2 separate regions of the Homo sapiens genome follow, and region 2 is linked to region 1. The links are chromatin loops, found by intact Hi-C in ENCODE. Cell type or tissue: psoas muscle. All regions are shown on one strand.

Evidence for each region. Hi-C counts contacts between places; a loop is a spot of excess contacts. Peaks named below come from ENCODE experiments on the same cell type or tissue, not always from the same donor. Only the 100,000 strongest peaks of a DNase experiment are listed, where the experiment ranks them.
Region 2: it touches region 1 in a loop (8-fold over the local background); 1 of 110 quality-filtered maps calls a loop at or near these places.

What each region holds. Positions count from the first base shown.
Region 1 is chr17:21,307,492-21,312,491 of GRCh38, forward strand. It overlaps MAP2K3 (mitogen-activated protein kinase kinase 3), which reads left to right. Exons shown (of 12, transcript NM_145109.3): 10 at 4,651-4,790. Among named protein-coding and RNA genes, the nearest start is that of MAP2K3, 25 kb to the left of the region's middle. RefSeq lists enhancers at 1,672-2,171, 4,496-5,000. In psoas muscle, no CTCF peak of the experiment used is centred here; DNase peaks (open chromatin) are centred at 3,120 and 3,740; H3K27ac peaks cover 1,377 bases.
Region 2 is chr17:21,671,714-21,676,713 of GRCh38, forward strand. No RefSeq gene overlaps it. Among named protein-coding and RNA genes, the nearest start is that of KCNJ18, 18 kb to the right of the region's middle. In psoas muscle, no CTCF peak of the experiment used is centred here; a DNase peak (open chromatin) is centred at 2,255.

The DNA of each region.
Region 1 (5,000 bases):
AAGGCCCTGAGGTGGGGCTGTGCCTGCTGTGTGCCTGGGTGGCTGGGTCAGAGGAGAGGGAGGGAGGGTTGGGAGCGAGCGAAGAGAAGTGTCTGGTGGGTAGAGAGTTGACGCAGGTGTTGTGGGTTTTACTGGTGTTGCTGCTACCATTGTTATCATCATCATGTGGTTATAACTTTATTTATTTTTAATTTTTATTTTTTTGAGATGGAGTCTCACTCTGTTGCCCAGGCTGGAGTGCAATGGGACGATCTCGGCTTACTGCAACCTCCGCCTCCTAGGTTCAAGTGATTCTCCTGTCTCAGCCTCCTGAGTAACTGGGATTACAGGCTCGTGCCACCATGCCCGGCTATCTTTTTTTTTTTTTTTTTTTTTTTTTTTTGAGACGGAGTTGCACTCTGTTGCCTAGCCTGGAGTGCAATGGCATGATCTCAGCTCACTGCAACCTCTGCCTCTCGCGTTCAGGCAATTCTCCTGTCTCAGCCTCCCCAGTAGCTGGGATTATAGGCGTGAGCCACCACACCTGGCAAATTTTTGTATTTTTAAAAAAGACGGGGTTTCACCATGTTGGCCAGGCTGGTCTCAAACTCCTGACCTCAGGTGATCTGCCTGCCTCTGCCTCCCAAAGTGCTAGGATTACAGGGGTGAGCCACTGTGCCTGGCCTTTTTTTTTTTTGAGGGAGTCTCACTCTGTCGACCAGGCTAGAATGCAATGGCACAATCTCAGTTCACTGCAACCTCCGCCTCCCAGGTTCAAGCAATTCTCTTGCCTCAGCCTCTCAAGTAGCTAGGATTACAGGCATTTGCCACCATGCCCGGCTAATTTTTGTATTTTTAGTAGAGACGGGGTTTTGCCATGTTGGCCAGGCTGGTCTCAAACTCCTGACCTCAGGTGATCCACCTGCCTCAGCCTCCCAAAGTGTTGGGATTACAGGCGTGAACCACCACGCCCAGCCTTGAGCCACTGCGCCTGGCCTGTGGCTGTAACTTTATAAATAGTGTATCTGTAGACAGTGACTGGGAAAGACTCAAAGTCGAAATAATTTTGTCAGAGAGGTGGGACTGGGCCATACCTTCAATTTTCTTTAATTGGTGACATGTAATTTTTCAATTAAAATTTTTTTTTTTTGAGGTGGAGAGGAATATTCAGGCTGAAGGCAGGTGCTGTATCTGCAATAACAGTTTTCCAAGTCCTAAGTTTGATGCAAAGGACAAGTTCTTGCTGTATTTAGACTGCACAGAACTGGTTGGATATTAGAGACCCTGCTCATGACTACCTCACACATACACACACCCTATGTCCCTTCCCCATCTCCCTGTCTCCCTTCCAGTTGTCCATCCATCATGATTGTTGGGGCCACCATGGCTAGTGGCCTTCTGATATGGCTGGTGGAACTTGGACAAGTGTGTGCTAAGTGTATATTTCAGTTATCAAATATTGCATAGCAAACCACCCTAGAACCTAGTGACCCAAACCAACAGCGGTTTCTTATTTCTCATGTTTCCACCACTGTGGCTGGGCTCAGCTGGATGGCTCTTCTGCTGTACCTGGGATTGGCTGGGGTCATGGCTGGGCTGGGCTGGTCTGGAAGGCCCAAGACGGCCTCACAAACATGGGCCTCCTCTGCCTGGCCTCTCCATGCAACTTACTCACATTGGCCTGCTCCCTGGGCTTCAGAGCATGGCAGTGTCAGCAGAGTTGGAGTTCTTTCATGATGGCTGGCATCTAAAAGGAAGTTCTCTGAAGTGCTAGGCCTGGAACTGGCACAGCATCACTTCTGCCTCATTGTGTTGGTCAGCGAGTCACAGGCCAGCCCAGGTTCAAGGGCAGGGAATGCTCCCGGCTTAATGGAGGATCAGCAGGTGCACACAGCGGGAGGCGGAGGTGGTCACTTTAGGCACAGGTTAGGTTTTTCTTTCACAAGTTACAAACGTAGTGGAAACCTAACATAAAAATAGAGGCACAGTAAGGGGAAAATGACTGTAGTTATTCTACCTAGAGACACCTCTTACCCCGTTTCAGTGCCAACATTGTGCATTATATTATATATATAATATTTTTATTACATATAATAAAATACGTTTTATTAAAATTTAGAGAAATACAAACAATATGTAATGCTTCTCTTTTTTTGTTGTTGAAACAGAGCCTCGCTCTGTCACCCATGCTGGAGCGCGGTGGTGCGATCTCGGCTTACTGCAACCTCCGCCTCCCAGGTTCAAGTGATTCTCCTGCCTCAGGCTCCCGAGTAGCTGGGACTACAGGCGTGCGCCACCATGCCTGGCTAATTTTTGTATTTTTAGTAGAGATGGGGTTTCACCATATTGGCTAGGCAGGTCTCAAACTCGTGATCCACCCACCTTGGCCTTCCAAAGTGCTGGGATTACAGGTGTGAGCCACTGCGCCTGGCCTCGTAATGCTTCTTTTTAAAAAACTTTTTAAAAAAAATTTTGTAGCATTACATGTTGTTCATATTTGTCTCTCTCTCTCTGTTTTTTTTGTTTTTTGTTTTTTTTGTTGTTTTTTTTTTTAGATGTAGTTTTGCTCTTGGTGCCCAGGCTGCAGTGCAGTGGTGCAATCTCGGCTCACCACAACCTCTGCCTCCTAGGTTCAAGTGATTCTCCTGCCTCACTCAATCTCCCAAGTAGCTGGGATTACAGGTGTGCACCACCACATCCAGCTAATTTTGTGTTTTTAGTAGAGATGGGGTTTCTCCATGTTGGTCAGACTGGTCTCGAACCCCCGACCTCAAGTGATCTGCCTGCCTCGGCCTCCCAAAGTGCTTGGATTATAGGTGTGAGCCACCGCACCTGGCCAATTTCTCTAAATTATAATAGACTCCTGTATGTATCCCTTCCAAAGACTCCATAACCATCTGCCACCATTCAGTCACCCTGTCTGCTGATGTGGGTTGTTTCCCTTGTTCCTGCTGTTTTCCTTCCATTTCAAATTCTCAGCCATCCTGGGGGAGCGACTGATGAAACAGAGTCGGGAGAGTCCCCCTGGGTGGGGCTCTGGCCTCGGCCTCCCCCCATCCTGCAAGGGCCCCAGAGCTCTCTTGGCGTTGGCTTTTTCCCACTCACTGCACAAGCCTCAGGATGCCAGTGGGAATCACCCAGAACAGACAGGGGTCATGCCGGGGATGGCCCTTGGCCAGGAGCAAGTGCTGACTGGGTGCTGGCCTGTTAGTGTTGTCGCTGGGGAGTCACAGGGGTGCGACTACGGTCCTGGCTGGGTCTCCGCCCCCATGGTGGGGCCGGCCCCTGGCGCTGGACATTCAGGCTGTTTCTTAGTATTTCCTGGCAGAAAACACCATATGGCACATCTTCGTGTCTGGAGGCTATTTTTGTTGTTTTTCATTTTTTGAGCTCTTTAGAAAAAATAAAGGAGTACGAGGTTGAAGGTTTGGACACTTCTGCTTTTCTAATTATAACTCTCATGGCCGCTGGTCCTTCTCCTGTAGCTCGTATGGGGTACTTGCTCTACATATTGCAGTCAGTGAAAATTCTAAGAGAAAAGCCCCCCAAATCGGTACGGTTTTGTCCTGTGAACACGCATGCACACATGCACACACACGCAGTGGGCCCTGCCTGTGTGGGTGTGTTTGTCTGAGCTGGAAAGGGCCTCTAGCCTGATGGGAGGCACAGTCTCAGCACAGTCCTTAGGGTCTTGTCCGGGCTCCAGTTGCCAGTGCCAAGTGTTTGTGCTGAGGTCTCTTCCGTTCATCATGGTGATGACGGCCGGCAGTGAGGGCCCTTGTGCTGGAGCCTCGGAATTCTCTGTTCTTCCAGGCCGGGGCCAGGGCTGACATAACTTGTTTTTTCCATCCAGTCATCATGATTGGAGCCCAGAGTTGGTTGTAAGCTAGCTAGTCCGTCCCTTCCATGATGACTTCCTGCCAACCACAGGGCTGGGAGCTTGGAGCGAGGACAGAGACCCACCGGCCCGATGTCACCCACAGGAAATCTGGATCCAGCAGGGCACATGTGGCCACACAGGCCACTTGTCTAGGAGGGAAACTGCTGGGGCCCTGCAGAAGATGAGGCTGCAGGCTCACGGGTGCAGAGGCGAAGCAGCCTCATGGTCTCACACTCTGTCCGCGGCCTTGGAGACAGCTGTGTGTGTGTGTGTGTGTGTGTGTGTGTGTGTGTGTGTGTGTGTAGCATTTCCCATGTGCCTCCTCTGTGAAAACAGCCCAAATTAATGACAGCAGATGCTGAAGTCTGAGATGGTCAGATGTTAGGAAGGGGATTGGCTGTGACCACCTGGGACCTGCCCACCTGGCTCATGAGGCTACGGCCCAAAGTTGCCAGCTCCTCAGATTTTTCCAGAGCAGCTGGAACCTGCATTGTTTTGTAAAATCTTCAGAATTCAGGTTTTCTGAAAACCCTATGATGGTCCCACCAGTCCCGGTGTGGGCTGAATCTGCTTCCTGAGCTGGGTCCTGCTGGCTGGGTCGGAGGAGCTAAGAGCTGGCATCCCCGGCTTTCTCGCCTTTGTTCTGCTGGGATGTGGTAGGGAGATCAGCTGTGCAGCTTTGACGCCTGGCTCTGGTACCAGGATGGGTGGGAGCCCCCAACCCTCGCTCCTGGGTGCAGAGCGTGGTTGTATCTGGGGCCGGGGCCTCTGACCCCCTGTCCCCGCTGCAGATTGAGATGGCCATCCTGCGGTTCCCTTACGAGTCCTGGGGGACCCCGTTCCAGCAGCTGAAGCAGGTGGTGGAGGAGCCGTCCCCCCAGCTCCCAGCCGACCGTTTCTCCCCCGAGTTTGTGGACTTCACTGCTCAGTGGTGAGTCTTGGGTGCTGCTGAGCGCCTGCCACTGCCCCTCCCTGGCCAGATCCCTGCACCTTCCTGGGCCCTGTTCCTTTATTCCTTTGGCAAATAAACCCCCAGATGACTTGGCATCCAAATATGTAAGGCAGAAACAGCTGGAGCATGAGGAGCATTTGACAAAACGATGGTCTTGGTGGGAGATTTTAATACAGTTCTTCCAGAAGT
Region 2 (5,000 bases), 360 kb after region 1:
CACCATCCTGCCTTGGCTCAAGCTGTTCCCTCTGTCCCATGCTATTCACACATAGAACAAGGAGAAGTTTGATATAGGCTAACCTGAAGTTTCCATTTGAGAGCATTTTCAGCTTTTGGAAACAGACATTTCACCCAAAATTCCAGATTCCCTGCTTCTCTGAAAATACATACATACATACATACATAAATCTGCTTTTACTATGCACTATTCTGTTTTTTGAGACAGAGTTTCACTCTTGTTGCCCAGGCTGGAGTGCAGTGGTGTGATCTCCACTCACCGCAACCTCTGCCACCCAGGTCCAAGTAAGTCTCCTGCCTCAGCCTCCTGAGTAGCTGGGATTTACAGGCATGCACCACCATAGCCGGCTAATTTTCATGTACTCTTTTTTTAGTAGAGATGGAGTTTCACGATGTTGGTCAGGCTGGTCTCCAACTCCTGAACTCAGGTGATCCACCAGCCTCGGCCTCCCAAAGTGCTGGGATTACAGGTGTCAGTCACCTCACTTGTCCAGTCTGCACTATTCCTTAGTGTCAGACAATTTGAGACAAACAATGTCTTTCTCATTTGGACGTGACCTTCAGGGTCTAATTTTTGTATTTTCAGTATAGACCAGGTTTTTTTTTTTTTTTTGACAGAGTTTCACTCTTGTCCCCCAGGCCAGACGGTGCAGTGGCATGATCTCAGCTCAATGCAACCTCTGCCTCCTCGGTTCAAGTGATTCTTCTGCCTCAGACTTCCAAGTAGCTGGGATTACAGGCGCCTGCCACCACAGCCGGCTAATTTTTTGTATTTTTAGTAGAAACAGGGTTTTACCATGTTGGGCAGACTGGTCTCGAACTCCTGACCTTAGGTGATCTACCCTCTTCAGCCTCCCAAAGTGTGGAATTACAGGCATGAGCCAGAGCCTGGCCTCACCTGGCTAATTCTTTGTATATTTGAAGAGACGGGGTTTCACCATGTTGGCCAGGATGGTCTTGATCTCCTGACTTCGTGATCTGCTGGCCTCAGCCTCCAAAAGAACTGGGATTAGAGGTGTGAGCCACTGCACCTGGCCTCAATGTAGCTTATTATCAAAGTATTTACATAGAAACATTAATCAAAGGGCACAAGCATTTCAATACTTAGGTTAAGATGAAATCTGTGGCCGGAAGAGTGCCAGACACACATGAAATGTTTTGTGCATGAAGGAACCACAACTTAAAATGATTTTCTGTTATTCGTTTTGGTATGTTATTTTGGAAATGTGATTAATCACGTATGTCAAGGACGTTGGGAAGAATTTCCAGATAGTCTGATATGCATGACATCTTAATCATACAATATAAAGCAAGGCTATCTTAGGAAATTAGGTATCACTGCCAAGGACCTTTACATGAGAAGATAAATTAAAATTACTATTAAATTTGTAACAGTCAGATGGGCTGGCAGGCAAGTTGTGTCATTTTTTTCTTAGCATTTTTTCTTTTCCTTGATTCAATAAAACAAACTTAAACACCAGCTATCTGCAGAACCCTCACTAGACTAAGTTTAATGATATGTGAAACACAGCCTGCACACTCACAGATCCTTGCCACGTTCCGTTCCCATCCTCTCAAAACCTGTGTTACCCTGTGGCTAGATATTTCAAGGAGTTGAAAGAGAGAGACGAATGAGAACCATCTTCTTTCAGGTCGCTCTGCACTGTTCTTGCAGGTAGACAATGATCTCTCCGGTGAGGCTATTATCCTTGGCTGGGGGGTGAGGCCTTAATCCTAGAAAAGAGGCCTCTCAGGGTGGGGAGGTGATTTAAATTCTTTCAAGAGAGACGCAGCTCCCCACCTCATCTGGACCTTCACAAACCTAAACTGGAACCGCCAGAAAAATGACTGACAACGGGCCACACAAGCCAGGCAGAGACGCGGAGAGAGGCTGACCACAGGAAAGGTGGACGTAGAAGATACCGCCCTCTGGCACACAGGGCACATGTGTCCCAACACACACACACGCACACACAGACGGACACAGAGCTAAAGAGTGAGAAAGGGGGGAGAGAGAAACAAGAGAGAGACATACGCACACACACAAACGCACAAAGACATACAGCAGTGGCACGGTAACACCTACCCCCAGGCAGCCCCTGAATTTTCAGGGTTCTGCTCTCCACGACTACAACCCACTGGTGAGAGAGCAGCCCACGGGCACACAAGCAAACCTCTCCTTTTTTGAAGAGACTCACTGGCACACCGTCCGTGCAGGCCTGAGGCTGGGAACCCGCGCTGCTTCCCTGGCCCTCCGCCCGCAGTTTCTTCCTCCTGGACGACCCTCCGTGAATCCCGGCCTCCAGAGACTATCCTGTTGATGCCCTGGCCAGGACTGGTCTCAGTCCCGACTCTGACTAATCCCTCTAGTCTCAGGTACTCGGGAGGCGGAGGCAAGAGAATCACTTGAACCCGGGCGGCAGAGTTTGCAGTCAGCTGAGATCCCGCCACTGCATTCGACTGAGTGACAGAGTGAGACTCCGACTATAAAAAAAGAAAAAGAAAGAAAAGAAAAATGACCGCGGAGCGGCGGCTGCGGGGACTGGGGCGGCGGCGGGTGAAGTGAAGATTGGGAGAGGGCCCTCGTCCACCCTCCCCGAATCCAGGCCTGAGGCTGGGATCTCGCGCTGCCGCCCTGGCGATCCGCCTGAGGTTTCTTCCTTCTGAGGTTTCTTCCTGGTGGTCGACCCTCCGAGAATCCCAGGCTCCGGAGACCATCCTCTTAATGCCCTGGCCAGGACTGCTCTCAGACCCGACTCTGACGCACAATCACACGGGGCTCCTACTTCGCAAAGTCTCAGGGACCCATCCTCGGGCAACAGTGGCAATCACTACGACCAAAGCGGAGGTTCAGGCCTTGTGCATGCGCACTGGCGAGGCCGAATCCCCGCTTGCTCCGGAGTCAGGCGGCGGGTCCTTTAAAAAATGGCGGCGACGCGCGGCTGAGGGGACTGGGGACTGGGGCAGCGGTGGCGGCGGCAGCGCAGTCCGAGGCGGCGGGTGGGAAGAGGACTACGAGAGGGTCCTGCAGGAGGCCCAAGGTTTGGACCCATAGAGGTCCTGTCATCAGGACCTTCTTGATCGGTCTTCTGCTTCGGTTCCCAGTGGAGGAGGAGCTTCAGGGTGCGGCTGGGCTCTCTGGACTCCTCTTCAGATCTGACTATGGATCCCACGGGGTGATCAGGAATGGGGTTACAATGCAGTGAGGCGGGAAGGGTCTCGCTGGGGCACAGAAAGATCCTAAGGGCTGCAAGGCATACTGTCAGCTGAAAATGCACTGATCCATGAGCCCACTGCCTCCCTCCTTCCTAGGTGGAGCTGTGGCCTGACTTCATCTCCAAGGTTCGGGGCTCTGGCATCCTGACACTGCTTTCCACGACATGTGCAAGGAGAGACAGAGGCGAGTCCGAGATGGAGCCAATGTGACCACACGTGGCACTAATGTTCCCCAAGAGCAGATGGAGTCAGTGTGTGTCTTTGAGGCTGTATGGGGCGATGCTGAGACAGATAGTGACATCCAGGTGTGCACAGGTGGGTCGCTGGGACCTCCCACACAAAGCCAAGGAAAAGCCAAGCACACTAGAAAACCTGTGAGACAGGGCCTGTGCCTGAGTCCAAGCCACATTCAGGGATGACTGCCAGAGGGGCCAAGAGGTTTCAACAAATGACACCACACCGACATTCCGCCACCGGTAGGTACCCCTGATGCCACCTCCCCTGCACCCAGAAAAACCCAGTCCGTTTGGCTCCCTGACATCCGTGGCAGCCAAAAGATTCAGTGCTTGGAGGCACTTTCCCCAGGAGCAGAGGAACCAGATGGCCTTCAGGAATGAGAGAGGAAGGGCAGGTGGGATGCAACACTAACTTTTCTAGAAGGCAAAGGTCAGCCACGGTGGGGTTGCCTCCCGCCCTTCCTGGACTGACCACAAAGCCATCATTGGGACATGCAGACAAAGGGAGCTCCCCTGTCCAAGACAGGTATGGAAGCCCAGAACTCCAGGATCATCATACCCTATCATCCAGAAATAGGTTTGGAGAGGGAAGCAATCATAAAAGGGACCCCAATGAAATTTCTCCCTAATGGACTGGGAAGTGTTCTTTGTTGAAGACATTGAGCCAGACTAAGAAGCCTCTAGGCTTCACAGGAACTGGGCAGACAGAGCAAGAGGGAGGACAGAGCAGAGGCCAATGCCACAGCACAATGCCACTATCACGGACATCTGGGAGAAAGTGCCAAATGGGTGACTTGGCAGGAAGGCCAGCGTTTGAGTGACAGACATGTTTGCCCCATCTTGTAGCCAGCTTCCTTCTCCGTCCCAGTGTATAGCTGTGGGTAGATTTCTCAATGAGGGCAAAGGGTGAGAGGAGTGAGAACCATCTTCTTGAAGGTCTGTGGGCACTGTCCTGCGGGTGGACAATGAGCACCTGTGAGGCCTTTGTCCTTGGCTGGGGTGCAGTCGTCTTGATCCTAGCAAGGAGGCAACACAGGATGGGAAGGGTATTAAGACTCCTGCAAGACAGGCCGGAGGCACAAAGCCCCTTCACTGAAGCACAGCCATGGAGAACTCCTTCTATGCCAAAATTCAGGGACTGGATATCAAGACAACAGTGGAAATCACTGTGACGAGACAATCAGCTAGAGCCTCGTGGAGGCACATTGGCTAGGCCGACTAAAGCTCCGGTGCTGGAAGTCAGGCTGCTGCCCCTTGAAACAATGGCTACTGCGCGGTAGCAGAGGGGCTCCTGTTGCAGCCTCGGCAGTGACTGGATCCGAGGTCCAGTTTGCGGTGGCGTGGGAGAGGGTACCGCGGGTGTGCTGTCCTGGGGCCAAACCCCCAGGAGTCCTGTCGTCAGGACCTCCTTGAACCAACTCCCACCAAGGGAGCGGGAGCTTTGGGATGCCTGCTGGGTTCTTGGGACTCCCCTTCAGATCCAATCTGGGCCCCCTCCGAGTGAGATAGGATGGGCTCACCATATCTG